3 separate regions of the Mus musculus genome follow, and all the other regions are linked to region 1. A link is a loop called in an ENCODE intact Hi-C map of the cell type or tissue named here. Cell type or tissue: left cerebral cortex. All regions are shown on one strand. Region 1 holds the start of Tmem134 (transmembrane protein 134). Region 2 holds the start of Rad9a (RAD9 checkpoint clamp component A). Region 3 holds the start of Tbc1d10c (TBC1 domain family, member 10c).

The links. Hi-C counts contacts between places; a loop is a spot of excess contacts. Peaks named below come from ENCODE experiments on the same cell type or tissue, not always from the same donor. Only the 100,000 strongest peaks of a DNase experiment are listed, where the experiment ranks them.
Region 2: a loop joins it to region 1, with 2.3 times the contacts of the local background. A loop is called at or near these places in 11 of 42 quality-filtered maps.
Region 3: a loop joins it to region 1, with 2.4 times the contacts of the local background. A loop is called at or near these places in 12 of 42 quality-filtered maps.

What each region holds. Positions count from the first base shown.
Region 1 is chr19:4,121,632-4,129,631 of GRCm38, reverse strand. Tmem134 (transmembrane protein 134) reads right to left here and starts at 3,672. Exons shown (of 8, transcript NM_001078649.1): 1 at 3,592-3,672; 2 at 3,432-3,590; 3 at 2,511-2,575; 4 at 1,993-2,082; 5 at 1,796-1,872. The coding sequence starts at 3,606. It also overlaps a transcript of Aip not described here. In left cerebral cortex, a CTCF peak has its summit at 3,824 (motif pointing left); DNase peaks (open chromatin) are centred at 2,738, 3,121, 3,769 and 4,207; H3K4me3 peaks cover 2,040 bases; H3K27ac peaks cover 2,096 bases.
Region 2 is chr19:4,200,378-4,208,377 of GRCm38, reverse strand. Rad9a (RAD9 checkpoint clamp component A) reads left to right here and starts at 6,775. Exons shown (of 11, transcript NM_011237.2): 1 at 6,775-6,895; 2 at 6,979-7,049; 3 at 7,321-7,449; 4 at 7,799-7,913. The coding sequence starts at 6,862. Gm30082 (a long non-coding RNA gene) reads right to left here and starts at 6,670. Exons shown (of 4, transcript XR_388289.3): 1 at 6,580-6,670; 2 at 6,140-6,251; 3 at 5,940-5,994; 4 at 5,138-5,840. It overlaps LOC102631992 (a long non-coding RNA gene), which reads left to right. Exons shown (of 4, transcript XR_003952884.1): 4 at 1-3,129. In left cerebral cortex, CTCF peaks have their summits at 1,195 (motif pointing left), 3,311, 4,968 (motif pointing right) and 6,550; DNase peaks (open chromatin) are centred at 4,484, 5,832, 6,022, 6,666 and 3 more places; H3K4me3 peaks cover 1,955 bases; H3K27ac peaks cover 3,685 bases.
Region 3 is chr19:4,188,301-4,196,300 of GRCm38, reverse strand. It overlaps Tbc1d10c (TBC1 domain family, member 10c), which reads left to right and starts at 5,254. Exons shown (of 10, transcript NM_178650.3): 1 at 5,254-5,282; 2 at 5,466-5,637; 3 at 6,338-6,437; 4 at 6,788-6,895; 5 at 6,982-7,088; 6 at 7,243-7,357; 7 at 7,990-8,000. The coding sequence starts at 5,492. It overlaps Ppp1ca (protein phosphatase 1 catalytic subunit alpha), which reads right to left and starts at 4,127. Exons shown (of 7, transcript NM_031868.2): 1 at 4,030-4,127; 2 at 3,425-3,556; 3 at 3,049-3,279; 4 at 2,430-2,534; 5 at 1,611-1,834; 6 at 1,395-1,529; 7 at 882-1,319. The coding sequence starts at 4,084. The coding sequence ends at 1,209. It overlaps Rad9a (RAD9 checkpoint clamp component A), which reads left to right. Exons shown (of 11, transcript NM_011237.2): 10 at 1-120; 11 at 219-1,103. The coding sequence ends at 314. In left cerebral cortex, a CTCF peak has its summit at 4,273; DNase peaks (open chromatin) are centred at 3,489 and 4,238; H3K4me3 peaks cover 2,239 bases; H3K27ac peaks cover 1,940 bases.

The DNA.
Region 1 (8,000 bases):
GAGCTTGTGCCTTACTTCCCAAGCCAGGATGCTAGCAACACTTGCTTTGCTGGGTCGAGGAGAAGCTAGCGATAGGTGCCACCACTGCCTGGCCTGAAGTGGTGCCAGCAAGGAGCAGCTCTGTGTCCTAAACTCAAACACCTAGAGATGGAGATTAGATTTCTGGCCAGGAGACCTGGATGGCTGGGAGTTTTGACCTTCCTGGAGAAGGAAGGGAAGAGGACCTAGGGAGGCAGCCATGGTTAGTCTTCATGGCCCCATGTTGATCCCAACTCTGGATGCTCTGGGACACTGCATCTCAGTCCCATAAAGAAGACGGAAATACGTGGCTGTTAAATCTGCCTACGCTGGACCTCAGTTTCCTTCACTGAACAATGTGATGTGGAGAAAGGTCCTGGTCTGATCACAGACCACAGCTGATACCTGGCCTCAGGGACACTAGTATCCCCAGCACCTGGCCTGCCTTCATGAACAGGTTCTGGATGCTGCTCACCGCTCTAAGGTGAAAACCACGGACCTGTCAATAGTCAGCACAGAATCAATGGAAACTGTTACCTCTCCATCCTCTGGTGGCCTAACTCATCCTCAGGCTGAGTTAAAACAAACAAACAAACAAAACCACCCAAACAACTGGGGCGGGGGTGTGCAGGCAGCATGTATCTTTAATCCTAGCTTTTGGGAGGCAGAGGCAGGACCTCTGAGTTTGAGCCATCCCCGTATACATAGCAAGCTCTAAAACAGTCAGGGCTACACAGAGAAACCCTGCCTAGAAAAAAACAATAAATAAATTAATAATTAAATAAATAAGAAAGTAGGGCTGGAGAGATGATTCAGCTATTAAGAGTGTTGACTGCTCTACCAAAGGTCCTGAGTTCAAATCCCAGCAACCACATAGTGGCTCAACCATCCGTAATGAGATCTGATGCTGTCTTCTGGGGTGTCTGAAGACAGCTACAGTGTACTTACATATAATAAATAAATAAACCTTTAAAAACAAAACAGAACAACAACAACAAACCAAAAAACAAAAACCAAGGTAAGCTGGGCATAATGGCATATAACTCTAATTCCAGAGCATGGGGAGTGGGGGTAGAATGGTCAAGTGTCCAAGATCATACCTCATTGTCTGGGCTATGTCTCAAAACGACTTAAAAAGGGGGTAAGGAACTGGAGAGATGGCTCAGGGTTAGGAGCACATATTACTCTTGCAGAGGACCCAGAGTTGGTTCCCAGCACCCACACAGTGGCTCTTAACCCTCTGCAACTCCAGCTCCAGGGATCCAATTCCCTTTTCTGACCTCCTTGGACACTGCTCACACATGGCACATCTACATACACATAAAACAAAAATATGAGAAAAATAATTTTTAGAAACTTCAAAAAAAGACTGGGTGGTTGTGGTGGTGGTGGACGCCTTTAATCCTAGTACTAGGGAGGCAGAGGCAGGCAGATCTCTGTGAGTTCCAGACCAGCCTGGTCTAGATAGTGAGTTCCAGGAGAGCCAGGACTACACAGAGAAACTCCTGTCTCAAACAACAACAACACAAAAACAAACAAACAAACAAAAAAATAGAGAAAAATTAAAAAAAAAAAAAAAAAGGAAATACTTAAAAAAGTACTGAACCAGGTTCCATTTTTTTCCCTCCCTTTGTGACTCTGGCCAGATGATCAGGAGAGTGGGGCTAATCCCCTCACAGCCCTGTATGCTCAGTACCAACAGGGAGGCCTAGGGTGCTAAGGTGCTTCAGAGCCTGCTCATAGGAGGGAGGAAGTTTTAGGTCCTTAGGACACTCACCTAGCCCCAACAGCAGAAGCAGGAAGGAGGCCAGCACTACCCGGCGGTTTTTCTGGATCAAAGGATGTTGGGTCCAGCTGGGTGGCAGGAGAGCAAGACGGAGGTCAAGGAGGTGAAGCAGGCAGGGAGCTGGGGCTGGCTGGCAGGCAGAAGCAGAAGGTACTTGGAAGCTGAACCCCAAGTGAGGAGGCTCTCACCTGCAGCAGGCGTTGTAGGAGCGCTGTGTGCTGCTGCTGATGGTGCTGAAGGACCACTGCGAGCTGCGGACAGACATGTGCCCAGAATCCCTGAAGGACAGAAGGATGGTGAGGGGGCAGGGAAGATAAAGAGAGGGACAGAAGCTGAGAGATAAACTCAAGGTGTATCTAGGGACTGAGGTTAACCCCTGCAGGATAGAGGGTCCAGAAGGAGGTCAAGGGTAGGGGGTGAAAAGGAATTACAGAATAGAGTGTGTGTTAAGAGGAATGAAAGAGGGTGGGGACTGGATTAAACTGAGGATTCCTAGAAGACAGAAAGCCTGGCATTGATAAGGTGGAGGACCGGGGCACTGGGGTAAGGTGACCCAGCTGGACAGCAGATCCCATGAGAGAAGCAGGGCTAGGAATCCCTGTAAGACAGGTAAGTGCATCTGGTTGGGACTGGGCAGGTCCTTGCAGACAGGAGCCTGAGACACGGGGCCTGGGATAAGAAGGGTGGGTCCCCACCTGGCCCTGACCTGGTGCTGACTCCCCCATCCGGCTCCGGAGAGGCCTGGGCTCCGTCCTCATCATTTTCCAGGTTCTGTTACAGGACATAAGGTTCAGATAAGCTTCAGGAATGGGCCTTTCCACTGCCCTCTGGGGGGAGGAGAAAGGCAGCCTGACAGCTTCTGCCTGGCACATCTGGCAGCTGCTCTCCTGCCTCTCCCTGCCCTCCCAGCGGAACCGGTTTGATGATTCAGAAACCAAAACCTGGGTAGGAAGTAGGTGGCTGTTGGGGGCTTCAGCACAGAATCCAGCAGGGGTGGGCTGCCAGCATGGATCCCAGGAGCAGGTGACCACTCAAATGAGGCTCTCAGGATTTTTCAGGGACCCAACATAGAGACTTTGGATTTGGTATAGCATAGCACAGGCCTCTGGGTCTTACGTCCTAAAGAACGATAGGGTTGGGGGAAGCTACCTGAGACAATGATTTATGGTGTGGTTTAGTATGAAGAGATGGGCAAACACATCATGTGTGGGGACCTCCACTTTTAGGGTGATTCTCAAAGCAGAGGGGATGCGGAGGCTCCATAGGTCACGTGATCTGGGGCTCAAGGGATGCTGTAAATATCGACAAGGTCTGGTTCAGATTGGAAGTACTCCCCAAACTCCTCGGAGTGATATTGGGGTGTCAGTCTTCAAGACAGGTGGGTTCTACACTGTTGCTAAGGCCTGGGTTCCTAGTCCGAGTTTCCGGCTCTCCACAGCTGCACTGGAACCGAACTCAGAGCTCAGAGGGCAAGGACATAAATCTGGATGAGCAGACACGTCTAGGGGACAATTTTCCGCTCCGCTGGGGTCTCTAGGCAGAGGCTCCGGAGTTAGAATTCTCCGGGGCCCGGCCTGGGGTTCCGCCCTATCCTGGACAAGAGGGTGAGACGAGCAGGGCCGTTCACCTGGTAGCGTAGCCGGGACTGCTTGTCTTCATCAGCCACCTCGAACCGAGCCCGGCGTTCGAAGTGCAGCGGCCCGAAGCGGGCGACCCCGCTGGACTCGGGCTCAGGCCCCGCGTCCTCCAGGGTCAGCTCGAAGGCATCATCGATGCTAAACTGGGGGCCGGGCGGCGCTCATGGCCCCCGCCGGCCTAGGCGCCCAGCGCCGCCGCCATTTGAGCCCGCCACGGCCCCGCCCACCAAACAGGGCCCGCCCTCACAGGGCCCGCCCCGTCTCCCTGGGAGCGAAGATCTGCCCTCTACAACCGCCCCGCCCTTGCCCGCTCCTCCTCTGCAGGCCTGAGCAGCAGAATGCAGAGTTGCTTCGGGATCGCGTCAGAGTCTCGCGGGTAGCGGGACTCGCGGCGCCCCCCAGAGGTTCCCTTGGTGAGCGACAGCCCCGGCTGTGACCAGGACCGATCTAAGCTTGTGCTTGTAAGGGAGGGGGGAGGGGAGGAGGGGGGACGGAGGGACGGGGTGTGTGTGGTGTGTGTGTGTGTGTGTGTGACGGGGTGTGTGTGGTGTGTGTGTGTGTGTGTGTGTGTGTGTGTGTGTGACGGGGTGTGTGTGGTGTGTGTGTGTGTGTGTGTGTGTGGTTGCTTTCTCTGCCCAGGGGTGTGAGGTGTGTGTGTGGTTGCGTGGTGTGTGTGTGTGTGTGTGTGTGTGTGTGTGTGGTTGCTTTCTCTGCCCAGGGGTGTGAGGTGTGTGTGTGGTTGCTTTCTCTGCCCAGCAGCTCAAACCTCATGAGGTAGCCTGGATTCCAGTCCGCACTCCAGTGCCATAGAAACTCTTGGACCTGTTCCTCCATCCTACTCACCACAGCTTCCAATGGAGGGGTGTCCTTGTCATTTTTCAGATGTGGACACTGAGGCTCAGAGCTTATATTGTTTTCTCCAATTCAGAATACATGGGGCAGCTAAAGTGATTAAAAAACAATCTTTCTAGCACTGAGTCTGCATTCCCTTCTATCTTTTTTTCTTTTTTTTTTTTGGTTTTCTTGGAAGAGGAGCTCCCTATTTAGCTCACTCTGGCCTTGAATTCCTGATCTTTTTGCCTTAGCTTTTATAGTACTGCTTTCTCTTCAGTGCTCAGGAGTGTTTGGAACTGAATAGATGTATAAATAATAGTAAATATCGGTGGCAGTTTGTCAAAGTGCTACGTCTGAAATTTGAACCCATATCTTTCTAGCTTACAAAGTGTTTGCCCTCCTCCACGTCCAACCGCCCTCACATTTTATGATCTCCCATAAAGAACTGAGTCAACCCAACTTCTCATTTTATGGTTAAAGAGGCTCCTCTCTAGTTGTGGTCATTCATTCCCCCCCCCCCATTCCCTCCATCCCCATCTTCCTCCCCTCCCCTTCTTCTCCCAAGACCTGGCCTCACTGAGTTTCAACCCAGCCTGGCTCTTACGTGGCATTGTCTTCTGTATGGATGTGTTTGCAGTGTACAAACATGGGCTCCTGTATCAAGTGCATTCTGTTGTTTACATTTTTCCATTTTTCCACTCAGTGCTAATGGTTTCCACATGCATCTTGTTTGCTGTTTCTATGAGCTGTAGGCGTGGTACCATTTGGGCTTCCAACACTCAGCTCCGCAGCAGTCAGGCTGAGGTTGGCCTCATGCACACATCACTGTTGTCTCCTGTGAATGGTGGGAGGCCTCCTTTTCCAGCAGGTGGATGTCCAGGTTGTAGGGAGTGTACCTTGGCGATTTCCTGAATTGTGGTGAGGTGACACCTACCCTGAGGCTTCTGGCTTTCTCTCAGACCCGGTGGTTCTGATGGACACAAGCAGATGCTTCTCTCTGTCCTTGTCTCCTTTGCTGGCTGGTGAGGTCTTTCTGACACTGACATCTTCCTTTGTGGCTCTTACCAGGATGGAAATCACTATATGGACAAGCTAGAGGTCTCCTGCCTTGGCCTAATAATGGGATTACAGGCTTACCACTATACATGGTTTCTTTCTTCCTTCTTGCTTCCCCTTTTTCTTCCTTCCTTTCTTCCTCTGTCACACCCTTCCCTCCTTTTCCTTTTTTCTCCTCCCTCCTGCCTTTCCATATGTATTTAATTATTTTCTTTTTGTGTGTGCACAGGAGTCTGTGTGAGCATGCAGATGCATGGCGCATCTGTAGGTCAGAGAACTTTTTTTGGGGGGGGGGGTTGAGACAGGGTTTCTCTGTGTAGCCCTGGCTGTCCAGGAACTCACTCTGTAGACCAGGCTGGCCTTGAACTCAAAAATCCACCTGCTTCTGCCTCCCGAGTGCTGGGATTAAAGGCATGCGCCACCACGCCCGGCTCAGGTCAGAGAACTTAATGGGAGTAGGCACTTTTTGTCCACCATGTGGACTCAGGCGTCTAACTCAGATGGTCTGTTTGAGGCAAATGCCTTTATCAAGCCCTCCCTTTTCTGTTCCCTCTGCCCTTCTCTTTAATATTTATGTGTATGAGTGTTTTGCCTGCATGCATGCCAGTGCCTGGGTCCTGTAGAGGTCAGAAGATCCCCTGGAACTGGAGTTACAGATAATTGTGAGTGGCCAAGTGGGGGCTGGGGACCAAACCCCAGTTGTCTGGAACAGCAACACTCTATACCATGGAGCCATCCTTCAACCCTGTCTCAAGGACTTTCCCCATTGAGTTGTCTCATTGAGGAATAAGTCGATCTCAAGTATTCCAGTCTTACATTGTTGGGAGAAATCCTACTTGCTCTTTAGTCTGTCTTTCTCATCTTGCATTTTTTTTTTTTTTGCCTGTATGAAACAAAATTTGTTCTTGAAGTAGAATACAGATAACATTACCTGGCCTTCCTCACAGTTTCAAACTGCACAGTTCAGTTATGAATTCATAGTATTGTGTGGCCAGTCAGTCTGTAGAGCTTTGTAATGTTGTAAAATAGAAACTCAGTCCTTCCTTAAAAAACAACTTCCCCATTCCCACTGCACCGTTCTACTTTCTGTCTCTGAGCTGTCTATGTAGACACTTCAGTAAGTGTGATCATACAGTATTATTTTTCAATGTGCATGTTTGCCTGCATGTATGTTTGTGCATTACAGATATGCCTGGTGCCCACAGAGGCCACAAGAACACGTATTGTCTTCTGGAACTGGACTCACAGAAGGTTATGAATTGCTATGTGGGTGTGGAGAATGGAACTTACATTCTCTAAAGAAGTACAGTGCTCTTAACTGCTGAGTCATCACTCCAGGCCATACGCTATTTTTTTCGTGACTGATATTTCACTGAGAATACTGATAGGATTATGTAGTGTATTAAATTAGCTTAATTTGTGTGTGTGTGTATGCTAGAGAAAGAACCCAGGACCTCTCAAATGCTAGGCAAATGTTCCAACACTGAGCTACACTCTCAGTCCCTAGCTTAACATTTTATTTATTATTATTGTTGTTGTTATTGTTGTTATCATTAGTTTTTCAAGACAGGGTTTCTCTTGCTGTCTTGGAACTCCCTCTGTAGGCCAATCTGAACTTGAACTCAGAGATCCACCTGCCTTTGCCTCCCAAGTGCTGGGGTTAAAGGCGTGTACCACAACAACCTGGATAATATGTTATTATTTTTATCTATCTACATCTTTCATGCTCTGGTGTATACTTATCAGCCATATCGGTCAGCTTTCCTTCTGTTGTACTTTCTGCAAGATGAGTACAGCAGACTACTTAGCTCGCCTGTAAGCTCTCTGTGTTGATAGAAAACAAACCCAAGCATGTTTCCTCTTCCCTTCAGAAAGTCCCCTCTCTGAGGACTTTTTTTTTTTAAGATTTATTTATTTATTTATTATATAAGTACACTGTAGCTATCTTCAGACACACCAGAAGTGGGCATCAGATCTCATTACAGATGGTTGTGAGCCACCATGTGGTTGCTGGGATTTGAACTCATGATCTCTGGAAGAGCAGTCAGTGCCCTTAACTGCTGAGCCATCTCTCCAGCCCCTCAAGACTTTTTGCTGGAAAGTGAAGCAGTCAGAGTATGTGACTTGGGGCTCAGGGGAAAGAAAATAATCTTCCTGGTTATGATATAAGGGATGAAGACACTACAGAGAAGTATGTGTCACCACACCGGGTTTCCTTCCTTTTTTTTCTTAAGACAAGTGAATCTAGAGTCCAGAATCTAGATGTTATAACTTATGCTAAAGTATGCAAAATAAAAGGGCCAAAGGGGCCGGGCGGTGGTGGCGCACGCCTTTAATCCCAGCACTTGGGAGGCAGAGGCAGGCGGATTTCTGAGTTTGAGGCCAGCCTGGTCTACAAAGTGAGTTCCAGGACAGCCAGGGCTACACAGAGAAACCCTGCCTCTAAAAAACAAAACAAAGCAAAACAAAAAAGGCCCAAAGGGAATACACAGGTGAAGCGGTGTTTTTCGTTTTTCATTTTTCTAACTGAAGTGCCGATAATAGGGCATCTACAACTTAAATGGAGTGGCACACAGCTAGGAGAGCTGCAACCCCTATAAAGCCAACTAAGCACAACTGGCAGGGGAGGGACAACCAAAGGCCCGCCCCTAAGCAGGCTCAGGCTCCGC
Region 2 (8,000 bases), 79 kb before region 1:
CCTGGTCCATGAGGCCCTGAGTCTGGTCCCCAGCACTGCAGACAAACAAACAGAGTCAACAACATAACAACAGTGAGGAACACAGTTCATCCCGCACTGAGGAGGCAGAGGCACTGTGTGTGAGTCAGGGCTCTCAGAGCCTTCCTGTCCCAGAACAGAACAGTGATAGTGAAACAGGGGCTGAGGGCATGGCGAGGCTTGAGGGTCAAGGGCGACCCCCCTGACTGGTCAGAGAGAATTGCATGGCCAACAGAAGAGTATAGAGCTGGGAGGAACTGGTACCCATGTCTGTGCAGTCCTGTTACCTCCCAAAGGCTTCCCGAAACAGCTGCTGAGTCAAATGTAGACCTAGACACAGCCTGCCTTCCAGGGCCACATGGAAAGGTGACTTTAATACTGACTAGACATGTGGGCAGCTTGCTAGGATGCTTCAGCGCAGACCAGAGTGCCCGGAACCAGCCTTTCCTCAACCTCTGACCCAACAAGGACTCTGGACAGATCGATCCATCAGGGGGTTTGTTATCAGAAATTCCAGACTGGGATTTGCAGTGGCTGAGCATGCACAAGCAGGGTTCTGAGTTCTATCCTCTGCACTGGGTAGAGTGGAGGCCCAGATCCACCAGCTACAAGTGACCCTCTCCACCTCACAAAATCCTCAGAGTTGTGGTGAGGCTCACATGAAACAGTGAAGCAAAGGCTTTGCAAATTGCAGAGCTCCAAGGAGATTCAAGAATCCTCTAGTCTCCCACATGCCGCTGCTGCTTACTTACCTGCCTGGAAGTGCAAAAAAAAAAAAAAAAAAAAATTAATTAATTACACATTAAAAATTAAATCCTCCCCACGGACAGTCTCACACAGCCCACCTGAGGCGGGTGCTATTGCAGGTGCCACCTTATCACATGGGAATCCAAAGCACAAATTGTACAACTTGCTTAAGATCATAGAGGCAGGCAACTTAGCTCTAAAGCAACCCTGCTTTTAATCTGTGATCCTTCCCCATTCTGTCTCTATATCCTGAAAGCTCCTTCATGTCCACAAGAAAACCTTGGAATGACACCTTTTTTGCCTTGTTTCCTCTTATGGGACCTAAAATAAGACAGGAATCAAGACTGGTACCCACAGATGCATGCTTGACCCAGGGTCAGGCCAGCCACCCTGGATTTGCCCTGGGATCTGGGACTGGATGTGGTGTCTGTCTCCCTCTGCTGGTCCCATAGGGGGACAGCCTGGCCAACCTGCTTTCCCTAGAGCTGGTTGATGTCCATGTCTCCCCAGCGGTGGCTGGTTAAGTGTAGGGAACATTCAGGAGACAGGGGACTCGGGCCATATCCTGGTCCACAGAAACTCTGTCACCTTCTGGAATTCCTGTGGCAATGGTATTGTCTTTAACAGGACCCCCAAGGGGTGGTCTTTAGGGAGGTCAGGTTGCCTCCCTGATGCCTGCCCAGGGGGCCCCCAAACAGCCTCTTTTCCCTTCTAACTCATGAATGGAGCTGTCATCCGTGGATTTATCTAAACCTTTTGTGAAGCTATTTATATTTCCAACCGGGACCACATCTTGGGGTAATGAGTTCCATCGCTGTCCTCCCCTGCTGGGTGAAGCATGCTGCCTTTGATTTGTCCTAAACTTACCTCACTTGCACTCCAAGGGGGCCCTGTAACTCCAGCATGCCAGGTTTTGGTGAACAAGCTGAGCTTCCCCCTTTCCATCCCCCTGTGGGTTTGAAAAATTCCATTCCTTCTTCCCTCTACCTCCAGCCCTGCAGACTGAAAAGTCCTGGTCCCTCGTGTGTGCACTGTGTCTGTGTGTCTAGAGTGTGGCCATATCTTTATCCCATGGGAACCTCCAGAAGACCCTGAAAGACATAAGCACTACCATCCTGCCTGCTCTGGGGGCTCAGGACCAGCGAAAACCCAGAATGGAAGGACCACATAGTGGCTCAAAAGAGCAGCAGCCTGCTTTCTTAGCTGCTCTCAAGGGCTGCTTCTTCCTCCTGTCCCAGACACAGTCATAGAAGGTTCTCCAGCCTGTGGGCTCCATGCCTTTCTCTGTACCTTCTCCTGGGGAGACTTTCCTCCAGGATCCCTTCATCCTGGACTAATCTGATGGTCTGCTCTGTTGCCCTCTCTGATTCTTAGGCTACAGTAAGGATGGACTACACAGTTTGAGCAGATAGGATACCATCATTGCAATAGCAGATTGAAAGAGCTTTGTACACATGAACTAAATAAACTTTCACGGTAGCTCATCAAAGGAGTGACCCTGAGTACCTCCAGTCTATACATTAGAAAATTCAGACTTTAAGAGCACCAGCCTAGCTGGGCAGTGGTGGCGCACGCCTTTAATCCCAGCACTTGGGAGGTAGAGGCAGGCGGATTTCTGAGTTCGAGGCCAGCCTGGTCTACAGCGTGAGTTCCAGGACAGCCAGGGCTACACAGAGAAACCCCACCTCTAAGAAGAAGAAAAAACCCACCAGCCTAATGCCCATTTTCACACAACTTTGGATGGAGCCAGAATTCAAGTCTTGCAAAGGTTCTGAATCTTTGTTCTTCACTTATTCAGCATAGATTCATCAAACTAATGGTACGTGCCAAACATCGCTCTGATTGATGGGGCAGATGCCAGGTAACAAGAAACCCTGGGCAGGGCTTGGCAGCGGGGGCTGGCAGCACCTGGTGTGCTACACGTGCGTCACAGGCAGGCCAAATGGTGTTCTCCCTTCCTAGTGCCCCAACATCTCAGAGCTGCCATGTCTACTTGGTTACCCCAGAGTAAGCACACAAATGCCGTATCTACAGCCTATACCAAGACAAACCCAGGTGAACCCCAACTCTCCAAACTCTTCTGCACTTCTGCTATTTACGCCAGTTTGTCAAAACTCCCACGTGACAGCATATTCCCAGAGCCATAGATTCCTGCCTTTCCCCAAGGTGCAGCTTCACAATGACTTGTAGTGCCTTGTTCTTTGTCAGCTGCCCTGTGTGACCCTCCCAACCCAGCCCCAGAGCCGTGGCTCTCACTTTGTAGCTCCCTTCCTCAGGTCTTCAGGCAAATGCCCTACCTGGACATGCTGTTCTAGAGGAGGCTCTCTTCTCCCAGCATTCCCCTCCCCTCTCCTCTCCCAGTATCCTTTTGTCCTCCCTGTAGCACCTACACACCATACTCGGAGATCAGGGAGCTTTATCTTGTCTCTGTTCCAAACTTGGAAAATTGCACCCAATGTGTGCTGTATGTGTTGATGCAGTGGATGGCTGAGCACCAAGTCCCAGCTTTGGGCTCCCTGTGATGTGATTCAGCCCTAAACAGCTAGGGGGAAGTGGTTCTAGAAGGAATTGGGTCCCGGCAAGAGGATGCCTCTGAGGGTTTGCAGTGGCAGCCACCCTTCATCACCGTCCCAGATACACTTACATTTACACAAAGCAAATGAACCTTTGTAGGAAGCTGCCTCCAACATGGGGTGAGGTGAACACCGTAAGTTTGGGGGTTGAATCCTGAGGTCATCCCATCATCTCTTGCAACTGCATTTGAGGGAAAAATGGAGGTGCAGAGGGGCCTTGGCCTGCTCCAGGCCATCTGTGCACAGAGCTGGACTCACATTTTGCTCTACTTTCAGGATGGACCCAAGCCCTCTTTGGGTGATCCATCTCCCACTCAACATAATAACGTCTCCCGTGGGTCCCAGCTCCCTCCCCCTCTTACTGTGCTTGTGGGTAAACTTGCATGACTGGATGTGCTAACTGCAAGACAGAATGGTGGATTGGAAAGCTCCATACTAGACTCACAACCCAGGAATGGGGCAGGGAACAGACCCTAGAAGAGTTTGTCTGCAAGGATTACACCCCAGGGAAACCCTTCAGGATCTTAAGTGTCAGGTTGGAGGGAGTCTGGGCGAGCATCCTGTTCCTTACCTTCCGCAGTCCAGTGTACTACAGGTTTCTGGCATTGAGTGAGAAAACAGGAGGGTGATCACTCTAAAGTATCCTTTCTCCTTCTCCTAGTATATACGACCTCATATACACTAGAATAGCACCTTAACACCCAGTATGTCAGGGACAGAACAGGTCAATCAGCAGCCGTCTCCTTTGCTTCCAGGGAGCCTTCTGTCTTCCAGGGAGCCTCGCCTTCTGTCTCCTGTTGAGACAGCCTGGCTGCTCAGGCAGGGGACAGGGGAGGAAGTGGAGGATGTTTTAAGATCTCACCCAGTCCTGGGTAGGGTGGGAGGATATCTTAAGAAGAAGAAACAGGAAGCACTGGGGATTTGCTTGCTTGCTTGCTTGTTTTTGAGACAGGGTTTCTCTGTGTAGCTCTGGCTGCCCAGGAACTCCCTCACTCTGTAGACCCCTCTGCCTCTCCTGGGATTAAATTAGTGCCCCACCAGGCCTGGTTTAACCCAGGGCTTTTGAATGTTAGATATGTGTTCTACTCAGATTTACACTCCAGCCCTTTATTTTTTCTTACATCTATTATTAGTGTGTGTGAGATTGGCAGCCCTTCCGTGGAGTGCTTGTGGGCGTCAGCGGGCAGCTTTCGGGGTTCTTCCTGTTGGGCCCGCTGCTGGCTGCGGAGCTCCTGTCCTCAGGCCGCACAGAAGCAGCTTATGCCCCCCCCCCCACCCGCCTGGCTCGCCTTGAACGTTCTCTGTCATCTCAATAGGCCTTGAATTTTCAATCTTTCCACCCCAGCCCTCCAAGAACCTGAGATTACAAACCTGTGCGAACATGGGCTAAGCATGGGAGAGTAGAGTTATCAGGAGAGGGGGTGCTGTGGGCAGAGGTGGAGGGTGGAGCAGCCTGGTTAAACTGTGCCACATACTTAACTTTTTCCTTTCCTTCCTTCCTTCCTTTCTTTCTTTCTTTCTTTCTTTCTTTCTTTCTTTCTTTCTTTCTTTCTTTCTTTCTTTCTTTCTAAAAAGATGTATTTCTTTTATTTATATGGGTGCTCTATCTGTACTGCATGCCAGAAGAGGGCATCAGATCACCATGTGGTTGCTAAGAATTGAACTCAGGTCCTCCGGAAGAGCAGCCAGTGCTCTTAACCACTGAGCCATCTCTCTAGGCCCTCCTTTTTCTATTTTTTTGAGACAGGGTCTTGCTATATAGCCCAGGCTGGCCTCTCAAGTTCTCGAGTCGCTAGTGGTAGGATTATAGGCATGAGCCACCATACCTGGCTCAACACCTATTTATTGATCCTAGGCTGGGTGGGAAGTACACAGAGCAATAAACAAAACAGAAGCAGTTCCTGCCCACATGCAGCAGCCACAACAGCAGGAAGCACAAATATTAAACACAGAGGAAACTGGGACACACCATGGCTCAAAGCCTAGGGTTTTCTCTGCTGAGGGAACCTTTGCTGTTGAGCCCAGGAAGAGAAGTCAGCATGGGAGAAGCAGGCTACAGCCTTGGAAGCAGCCAGAGTGGCCGCTAAGAGCCTGGCAGGGCTATGGAGATAGGTGATCATGTGGGGTAGGAGACAGTGAAGACCTCTGTGGGACCTGGATCCTCAAAGTTCCTGATCAAGAGACTGGACTTTGCCAGGAGAGTTAAGCCCACCGGGGGGGGGGGGGGGGGCGGGTCACTGAGGACTGTGTCTGGACAGTGAAAGGAGGACAGTGGAGACAGAAGGAGGGCCACTTTGCCATCTGTTTGGGAAATGAAGCAGCCAGAATCCACCGAAGACGTGAGCAAGTGAGGAGGAGAGGATGCTGGTAATCCCCTAACTCCCAGTCTAACAGAGAACTGGACACCTCTGCGTTGTATGCAGCTTGCCTTGGATGTGGAAAGGGAAAGCCGCCTCCTCCCCGGAGGCTCTAGGAAAGAAGCACTTGGAGAGGGAGAGGAGCCTAGAAAAACAAAGAGGGGCTAGGTAACAAACACACCCTCCCCACTACCCACAGGCCCGCAGGGGGATGGGCAAGGGTTGCTCTAGGCATTTGAACTACCTCCCAGAGCAAGGTGAATGCGTCCCAGCTGAAAATCTTCATCCTTCCACACTGTCTGGGTAATTGGTAAAATGTACATAAACCAAACCCCGCGTAGTACTTAAGCCTTCCCAGGGCTTCCCAGTTCATCCCTTCAGCTCTGCCTCCCCACCCCTTACCGCACAAGGCTCGGGACACCCCATTCACCCATATTCGCCTACCCCCATTGTGCTTCTGCTTCTGCCCCTCCTTCTGACAAGTCCATCCTTCCACCCTTTTCTGTCCCAGAACCTTCTCATCTTTCCATGTATTTACGAAGGTCAGTGAAGGATCCTGAAAGCAAAATGAACAGCCCCTTCTCATCGCTCTTGAAGCGAGTTACGTTTTTTGAGGGGAGCTGGTGGTTGCTGCCACAACAGAATCCCCAGCCCAGATTGAGCGCGGACTATCTTGATTTGACCCTGTAACCCCACACACTAAAGTTAGCGACCCGGGAGGGTCTACACTTCCCACGTTAGGGCTCTGGTCCAGAGCTCGATCCTTGGTGCAGACACCTTGCTCCTCCATCTAGTATGCCCTTCACCTATGCCCAGTGCAGCCCAGTGGAGCTGCAGAGCTCTGCAGGGTGTGCAGGGCTCGGGTTCGGGTGGGAGAATCAGACCTGAGGAAGGACACAGGAGCAAGCCCTCCGCAGTCACGTGACCCGGGCCACACCCAATGAACCGACTAGATCACGTGACACCGAGCTTAGGAACGTTTTTCTCACGTGACGGAGAAACCCCGGGTGAACCAATAAGGAAGCGGAGGCCAGGCCGGCAGCGGGGAGGGGACGGTGCGCGGGAAGGGAACTTTAGGCAGTCGTAGTAGCTGCTGGGACTCATTATATGTCCTATCCCGTCCCGGTTCGTGTGCAAAACAAGCTCGATTTTTGTGCTTATGTACTATGAAGTGCCTGATCACCGGGGGCAACGTGAAGGGTAAGTTTGGACCTACCTTGCAGCAGACCACGTGAGCAAGCCCCAGGAGTCCCCCTAACCACTTTCTGTTCTCCTCCCCGCAGTGCTGGGCAAGGCTGTCCATTCGCTATCCCGAATCGGGGACGAGCTCTATCTGGAACCCTTGAAGGACGGGGTAAGGGACTGGGACGCAGGGATGGGGGCGGATTCAATGGTGAATGGGGAGCCTAGGCTTGGTGTTCATTCGGCCTTACAGGGATGGTGGACAGATATTCCGGCGCAGTTTATTATCTCTTGGGTTGTTCGGACATCGGCTTGGGCCCAGTCTTCTGAGGCTGCATGTCTATACAGAGGGTACTTGCTCTTCCTAGAACGCCTAGTGGCAGGCAAGGTGGGGCTAAAGTAACTTAAGGGAAAAGCAATTTTGCCTGCTTTTTGTGTCTCAGCTCTCCCTACGGACTGTGAACTCGTCCCGTTCTGCCTATGCCTGCTTCCTTTTTGCCCCACTCTTCTTCCAGCAGTACCAGGCGGCTTCCCCTGGTCAGGACCTGCTGCGCTGTAAGATCCTGATGAAGGTAAGGGCCACCTGAAGCAGCTCCACAGCTGTGCCTCTGTGCCAGGTACTCAGTAAATGATGAGTTTGACTAGGGAGTTAGTCTCATATGGGAGCTATTCCATGCAACATGCAGTGAGGTAAAGATGTTTAGACCGTAGAGGGCTATCTAAGATCTGTGGAGAGGGTGGTGACATTGGTCAAGAAAAGGTTAGTGGCCCTTCCCAGCAAAGAGACCAGCATGGGCAAGGCAGCATGGGAGTGTGCAGACACCACAGCTTTGTGGGGCCAGTGATGGGGCCAGGGCCTACATGGGATGTAGAGCTGGGCCGTGGAAGCAGTGTGCCAGACTGATGTCCTACCCTGCCCAGGCCTTCCTGTCCGTCTTCCGCTCTCTGGCAATTGTGGAGAAGTCTGTGGAGAAGTGCTGTATCTCCCTCAGTGGCAGCCACAGCCACCTGGTGGTCCAGCTCCACTGCAAGTATGGTGAGCAAGCGGCCTGCCCAAAGAGTTCCTCTGTGGGTGTGGAGGCAGTGGCAGTGGAGGTTGCCAAGCCCTGAGACCATTTCCCTT
Region 3 (8,000 bases), 67 kb before region 1:
TCCGGGGCACAGCCTTCCACATCCCTCCCACCTGTCTCCCTGGCCTCCCATGACCTTGCCCCCACCTCAGAGGAGGAAGCTGAGCCCAGTACAGTGCCTGGGACTCCCCCACCCAAGAAGGTAAAAGCTGGATGTTGGGATAGGAACTGAGGGAGGGAGGGAAGGAAGGAAGGAAGCAGCTTCCAAGACTAACTGGGCTCTCTCTATTCTCTTTCCAGTTTCGTTCACTGTTCTTTGGCTCCATCCTGGCCCCTGTACACTCCCCGCAGGGTCCCAACCCTGTGCTGGCTGAAGACAGTGATGGTGAAGGGTGAATTTGAGAAATTAAAGTCTGTGTTCAAAGGCTCACGGACCAGAAGCAGGCCCGCCCACTGAGTTGGGCGTCAGTCCTTAGACATGGACATGGAAATGGAAAAAGGCATACCCCACTTGGCTGTCTGCTGCAGAGCTGCCTAGGAACCATGTTTGGTCTGTGTTCTGTATTTATTCAGCCTATACCAATCATGTCTCTGGTGCCCACCTGTCACCTGACAGATCCCTCATCCTTTACTTTGAGGCTCTAGAATACAAATTCTGGCCAAAGCCAGAAACTTAGCTTCCTCAGTCTCCTGCCTCTAAAACAGGAAGATCAGTATTGAACACCCTCTGCCAATCATGAACTCCCCGCCAGACCCTCCTGTGGGCCAAAGGAACTGTTTCTCTTTCCTAACACTTGGGCCTTGGCCTAGAATCCTAATAGCCTCTGGACCTGATTGTGTGTCACTGGTGTTGCCCTGGCTGGGCCCATGTTCAGCCACTCAGTCTGCCCTCCCAGGTGGCTTTGTACCAAAGAACTGCTGGCCCACTGTCTGGGACGGGACAAGAGAGACAGAGGCTATGGTGAGAATCCAGCTTTGACCTTTATTCAAGAGACCAGATGGGTTGCCCCAGGATCTGGCTGCCAGCCATGCAAGGCTGGAGACCCACAATCTGGTCTGCCATTGCCCTGAGCTGCAGCCTTGGCCCCAGGATTCCACTTGCAGCCACCACAGGTGCTGGTGGGAGGGAGCCCTGGGAGATTAGATGCTGCTATTGATTCTTTAAAAAATAAAGGAAAGACACTTAACGCTGTGTGTTCCCCGTGACGGGTGGGCCTGAGAGGCCAGTGTGACCCATGGCAGCATGATTTCTGTACAAACGATCTGGGGCAGAAGGGCAGCACATGGAGGCTATTTCTTGGCTTTGGCAGAATTGCGGGGTGGAGTGATGGGCCGGCCTCCGGGGTTCAGGCCGCTGAACTGCCCATACTTGCCCTTATTCTTATCAGCGGGCTTGAGGATCTGGAAGAGAAAACACTCATCAGGGTCCTGGGGTTGAGCCAGGCGTCTATTGGGCAGCCTCTTCCCCACACCCACCTGGAAGGAACACATGAGGGTCTCATCCACACTCATCATGGCACCAGCATTGTCAAACTCTCCACAGTAGTTGGGAGCTGAGAAGAGTGTCACCAACTGTCTCTTGGCAAAGAACTCATAGCCATCTTCTACAACCTGGGCCAGGGCAGGAACGGTTTAGTCTGTAAGTTAGGCACCCCACCCCCACCCCCAGCCCGCCCCAGGCCACCAGCCCACCTGATGTGCTCTGCAGATGAGGTCCAAATCATGCTTGTGCAGGAACTTGGCTACCACCTCAGCCCCAAAGGTAAAGGAGACACCACGGTCATTCTCGCCCCAGCCTTGAACATCCTTGTCAGGGTCAGACCACAGGAGATCACACAGTAGGCCCTGGTCAGGCACGTCTGTGGGCCGCATAATACGCCTAATCTGCTCCATGGATTGCAAGTCTGGAGACAGGCCTGGGGGTGGTGGAGTGGGAATAGTGTTCCTTAAACCAAGTGCTGTCCTGTGCCCAGCTCTGGGGTGGGACAGCTCCACTGTTCCCACCGCTAATCTGGGCTCCTTAAGTTCAGGGAGACAGAATCCATTACTTCCCCACTGGCCCCATTTCTCTGTGGCCTTGGCTGTCCTGGAACTCACTTTATATGACACCACCACTTAGAAGTACAGATAGCAGACCTCGGGGGTGGGGGGGCAGAAGGAGATTAATGAGTTGACTACAGGATGCCTCATGCCACAACAGGAAAGAGTGCAACCAAACTGGTGGGTGGAGCATGCCTTTAATCCCATCACTTGGGAGTCAGAGATAGGCAGGAGCTCTAGTGAGTTCAAGGCCAACCAGGTCTACAAAGTGAGTTCCAGGACTGTCAGGGTTTTACCCAGAAAGCCAGTCTCAAAAACAAACGGGGGTGTGGTAATCTCCCCTAATAAGCGATATCCAAGATGAGATTCAAGGAGCGCTATTCCAGGGAACTGAGAAGAGTTCTGTTAACTTTACAAGGCCCCTAAGGATGTGGCCCAAGAACCCAAGCACAGACCCACAACCACTCTCACCCCCGTGGCAGCAGAAGATCTTCTCATCCACAATGGCTGCAATGGGCAGGCAGTTGAAGCAGTCAGTGAACGTCTTCCACAGTTTGATGTTGTATCTTCTCTTGCCTGCGCAAAAGGAAGCGGCTCATAGGGAAGACTACACCCCCAACCCCCAACCCCAGTCTAGGTTTCTGTGCACCCATCCAGGGACAAAGCTGAGAAAAAAAGACCGAAAAGCAAAGAAAGCTTACATTCTTCTCTTTGCTCTACCCTCATCTACCTTCCAGAATTCCAACACCTGAACTCGTCTGGCCCAACCATGATGGTGGTACCCACTCTGGTCCCATGGATGAGGCCAAACCAGGAGTGGGTCTGTTTTATTCATACAGGCATCCTAAATGTTTACTAAGGAATGTACTAGAAGGGGGTGTCATCAGGCAGGGCTGTGGCTTTAGCAAATGGGCAGCCCTGCATGTACATCCATTCACCAGGCCCCTCCTGAGCGCCAAGGACGACAGACGTGTTGCTGGGGCCCTACAGGGCTCATCATTGGGGGTCTTTTGGCACTAGACCAATGTAGGGGGCCCATGAAGAGCAGGGAATGTAGTTCTGGGCAGACAGCAACATTCAAAGCACTTACATTCATCATAGAAGCCATAAATGCGGTTGATGCTGGCACACTCATGGTTCCCACGAAGTAGAAAGAAATTCTCCGGGTATCTGATCTTATAGGCCAGCAACAGGCAGATGGTCTCCAAAGACTGCTTGCCCCGATCTACATAATCCCCCAAGAAGAGGTAGTTGCTCTCTGGAGGGAAGCCACCATACTCAAACAGCCGTAGAAGGTCATAGTACTGGCCATGGATGTCACCTGGGAACCAGAGAAAACTAGGTAGGTGCAAGATGTAAACTTGACCCCAGGGCCAGCAATAGGTTAAAGGGTGGAGGAACACGGTTAATGGGGCACGAGTAGGGGCTATTTTCAGGAAGCAAAAGGGTTCTGTGCAAGGATTTACCACAGATCTTGAGGGGCGCCTCAAGCTCCAGAAGAATGGGCTGGCTCAGGAAAATCTCCCGGGATTTGAGGCACAGACCACGGATCTCGTTCTCTGTCAGCTGCACGTTCTTCCCAGGCCGTGAGCCCTGCACTGAGTACGGAATAGGGTCTTGGGACCCTGACCTCGCAGACCGGACGAGGGTAGGTGTCGCGCCCCCCTAACAGGGGCAACTGTTGCAAGTGAGCCCCCACCCCCTCACCCCGAAACCTTTGCGTCAGGCCTTCAAAGGCAAGATCCGACCCCTTAGCCACCCGGAGGGCCTCCAGAGAAACGCCTGTGCTCAGCAGCCTGTCAGCCGAAGCTTCCTCGCTTCGGGATCCCTTCCCAGCTAGCTTCGCAGGAGCCTCACCCTGAGTCCCGGGCACTCGTGCACCCCCGGCCTCTGAGCGCGCTCCAAAGCCCAGGCGCCCGCGGGGGGGGGGGGTGCCGTGGCCATGGATCCTCACGGCCTGTCCCCGCCCAAGCGACGCTAGCCCCCGGGAGCGGCGGGCCGCCCGCGCGCCACTTCCAGACGGCGAGGGGCCCGGGCTCGGCGCGAGCGCACCTTCCCTACCCCTGCCCACCTTCCAGCAGGCGCCCGATGATGGAGTCCAGGTTGAGCTTCTCGCTGTCGGACATGGCGGCGCCGCCGCTCCGGCCCACCAGCTCCGGGCCCTCTCCTGCCTCCCGCCCTCTTACAGCCTCCTTCCGGCCTGGCTCTCCTTCCGCCCTCCCCAGCCCGCCCCCGGCCCGCCGCCCCTCCTCTTCGGTCGACCGCCCCGCCCCGCCCTGCCGCGTCCGTAGTTCCCCGCTCTCTAGCGCCTCCCCTGGACGGGAAGCTCCGCAGCCCGAGAGGGCCTCGGGCGAGCGGGCGGGGCTGGCAGGGGTGGTGAGCCGGGGTTCGGTAGGGCGGGGTTAGGTCGGCTCCACCCTGGAGGAATCGCCCTGCCGCGTTCAGATGAGTTAGGGCCGGAAGTACTGTAGGAATTGTTTTTCTCTTTCCAAGTCTCTCCCACCCCAGCCCTGCGTGGGACTGTGGTATGAGCATGTTAATCGCTGACTTCTCAAACACTAAATAAATTCCTCGAAGTGCAGAAAAAGAAACTAAGGCTTAATGATACTGAGAGTGGGCTCCAGACCTCCGGAGCCTCACATTCACCTCCATCTTTATGGCCAGACCCATGAACACCTGCTACTGAACTCTAAGCAGTGTTTTGGTCCAGGTTGCCTTGGTGCCTGCTACGTCCATTTTTTTTCCATAAGTGATGTAATACGTTGTATCTCGTTCATGTTGTAAGTCCTTTGTAGAGTACTTGGACTTGTCTAGCATGTGCAAGGCCTGAGGTTCCAGCTCCGGCTCTGGAAGGAACATTAAAGTAGGCTTGGTGTCGTAAACCTATAATTCCAGTGCCTGAAATTCCTGCACTCAGGAGTCTGGACACAGGAGGATCAGAAGTTCAGGGTCATCTCCTGTCTGGGCTACATAAGACCCTGTTCTCACACTACCCCTTCACTCTCAAAACAAAACAAAACAAAAAACCCGGGGCAGGGGGTTGGAGGGGTGGGATGACATTAAAGGATAATTATTATTGGAACCATAAATTGGTTTTACTTGGTAAAACTGAAGGTGGCCTGTCATCTTCAATTTGGGCCAGCCAGGGAATCAATACACCCAGCATCCTCTGGATGGGAGGAGGTCGTGGCTCTGGCACTAGGGCAAGCAGGAAGAACCTCACAGAGGAAGGGGGGAGTCCCCCCACCAGGGAGGGGCCCCCAGCAAGCTGCTGAGCTGAGACTGAGGAGGAAGTGAGAAGAAGAGGTGAGGTGCAGCAAGGAGGTGAGCCGGGCTGCTGGGGTAGGGGCCAGGCTTGGGGCTGGGGCTCTGCACAGAGACTTGGTCTCAGGGTCTACCCGACTCCCCAGCAAAAGAGGGGGCTTAGTCCCCTGTGACTGAGGACTGGTGGCTGGAATCCCCAGCCTGAGTCTGGCTGTTCACACTGGCTCTCTGTATGTCTTGCAGCCTGTGACACTGGGGTCCAGGGCAGAATGGCCCAGGCCCTGGGAGAGGACTTGTTATCAGAACTACAGGATGATTCTAGCTCCCTAGGGTCTGACTCAGAGCTGAGTGGGCCCAGTCCATATCGCCAGGCTGACCGTTATGGCTTCATTGGGGGCAACTCAGGTGAACTGAGGTGAGTGAGGCATGGGTAGGGGAGAGAGTAGGGTCCAGAGACTGAGGACACTAGCCCAAAACTCAGCTGCTGGTGTCACTGCTCGGTTCCGCGTGGTGGGGTGGGGGTGGGGGTGGGGTGTGCTTTATCTCTTTATCCTCTGACGATCTGTACCTTCCCCTAAAGCTGAACATCCTTTCCCTTTTAACCTCTGGTCCAAGAACCCCAGATGGAAATTTGGATGTCTTCTCTTCTCCAGGTTTCCCTTACACAGTTAATCACAGACAGAAACTTGACACATCGCACAGCAGATCAGAAAAAGAAGCAGATTCAGACTCAGGACTTCAGGCTTCCAGTCCAGGGCACTATCCACCCAGCTTCCCCTATGAGTTAGCTCTGTCTCTGTTTTAGGGGACAGCCAAATAGACCTACCCTAAATACCTCCTCATCCCATTAGTCTTTCCAGCTTCTATCCCTTTATTCCTGTTTGTTTGTTTGTTTGTTTGTTTGTTTGTTTCAAGACAGGGTTTCTCTGTATAGCCCTGGCTGTCCTGGAACTCACTCTGTAGACCAGGCTGGCCTCGAACTCAGAAATCTGCCTGCCTCTGCCTCCCGAGTGCTGGGATTAAAGTGCTCCACCACGCCTGGCCAGTTTCTATCCCTATTGAAACCCAAATCCCCTTCCTTTACCTTTGATACTGTGTCTGTTGTGTGCCTCCAGGCTTTGTCAACCCTCTGCAGACCTCATCCGCCAGCGAGAGATGAAATGGGTGGAAATGACCTTACACTGGGAGAAGACCATGTCCCGACGATACAAGAAGGTAAGGAAAAAGAGGTGTACATACACTGGTTCCCAAAGTTCTCAATCCCCCTGCTTCTGCTTCCCAAGTGGACTCTTGACCAAAGAAAAGCTGTGCTTAGAGCTGGGCAATGGTGGCGCACACCTTTAATCCTAACACTTGGGAGGCAGAGGCAGGCGGATTTCTGAGTTAAAGGCCAGCCTGGTCTACAGAGTGAGTTCCAGGACAGCCAGGGCTATAAAGAGAAACCCTGTATCCAAAAACCAAAAAAAGAAAGGAAGGAAGGAAAAGACCGAAAGAAAGAAGCAAGCAAGCTGTGCCTGAGAGCAAGAGAGCAGAAGAAACCCTAATGCATCTGACCTCACCCACAGGTAAAGATCCAGTGCCGCAAGGGCATCCCCTCAGCCCTGCGTGCCCGGTGTTGGCCCCTCCTGTGTGGGGCCCGGATGTGTCAGAAGAACAACCCTGGCACCTACCAGGTAAGAAAGTTGGCAGGATCTTTACTACCCCTTCTCAGAGCTCCCTGCCACCTGACCCTCCATATCTCCCTTCCTCCCACCAACAGGAGCTGGCAGCAGCCCCCGGGGACCCGCAGTGGATGGAGACCATTGGCAGAGACTTGCACCGTCAGTTTCCTCTGCATGAGATGTTTGTGTCACCCCAGGGACACGGGTACGAGGCCAGGGATACCCACGCTCCTCATGCTAGATTCTTTAGTTCTACTTTTACATCCTTGGACGAGGGAGACTCTGGCCTGGGCAGAGGCCACAGAGGGCAGGCAGGGGGATGCCTGGGAGGCTAGCCTTAATGAGCTCTTTTGGCACAGGCAGCAGGGGCTGCTGCAGGTTCTCAAGGCCTACACCCTGTACCGGCCAGAGCAGGGATACTGCCAGGCTCAGGGACCTGTAGCTGCTGTGCTGCTCATGCATCTACCCCCAGAGGTGAGTGACCTTGACCCTGCTCTGAGACCCTCAACCCCTAGTGATCTGAGACACCCCCCCCCAACCCCAGGTACTGGACCTCAGAAATATGTGTTCCTTTACTTCAGGCACTGTTCTTTGTCCAAAGCCTCATGTCCACCAATCTCAGTAACCATTAAGTCTGTTATTCTTTTTTTTTTTTTTTAAATCTGTTATGCTTGATCTTGACTTTTACCGCAGTGATCTAGGAGTCTGGAACATTTTCCCTTTAACATTTTGCATGTTGACCCTGAACTCTGTACTAAGGCCAGGCTTGCCAGGAGCACCCCTCGCATTGGCTTTCCCTATCTTCTCATTTGTGGCACTGGGGATCTGGAGCGTTACGGCCTTGGCCCTGGGTGGGCGTGGGGGGAACCTAAATGACCTTAGGATTCTGGGTTATAAACTCTGAAAGCCTCCCAACTTTTGCCTTGTGGCCCTCAAATAAAGAACCCCAGGCCCTGGGATTTCCAACTTCTCACCTCCAGGATAGGGCAGGCTCTGAGCAGGGTGGAAGTGGCATGAATGCAGGCCCCTGTGCCTGTCCCCATCCCTCCTCCCACTCTGTGGACAATTCCTTAATGAGTACTCACAGGCCTGTGCCCTGCCCTCAGGAGGCCTTCTG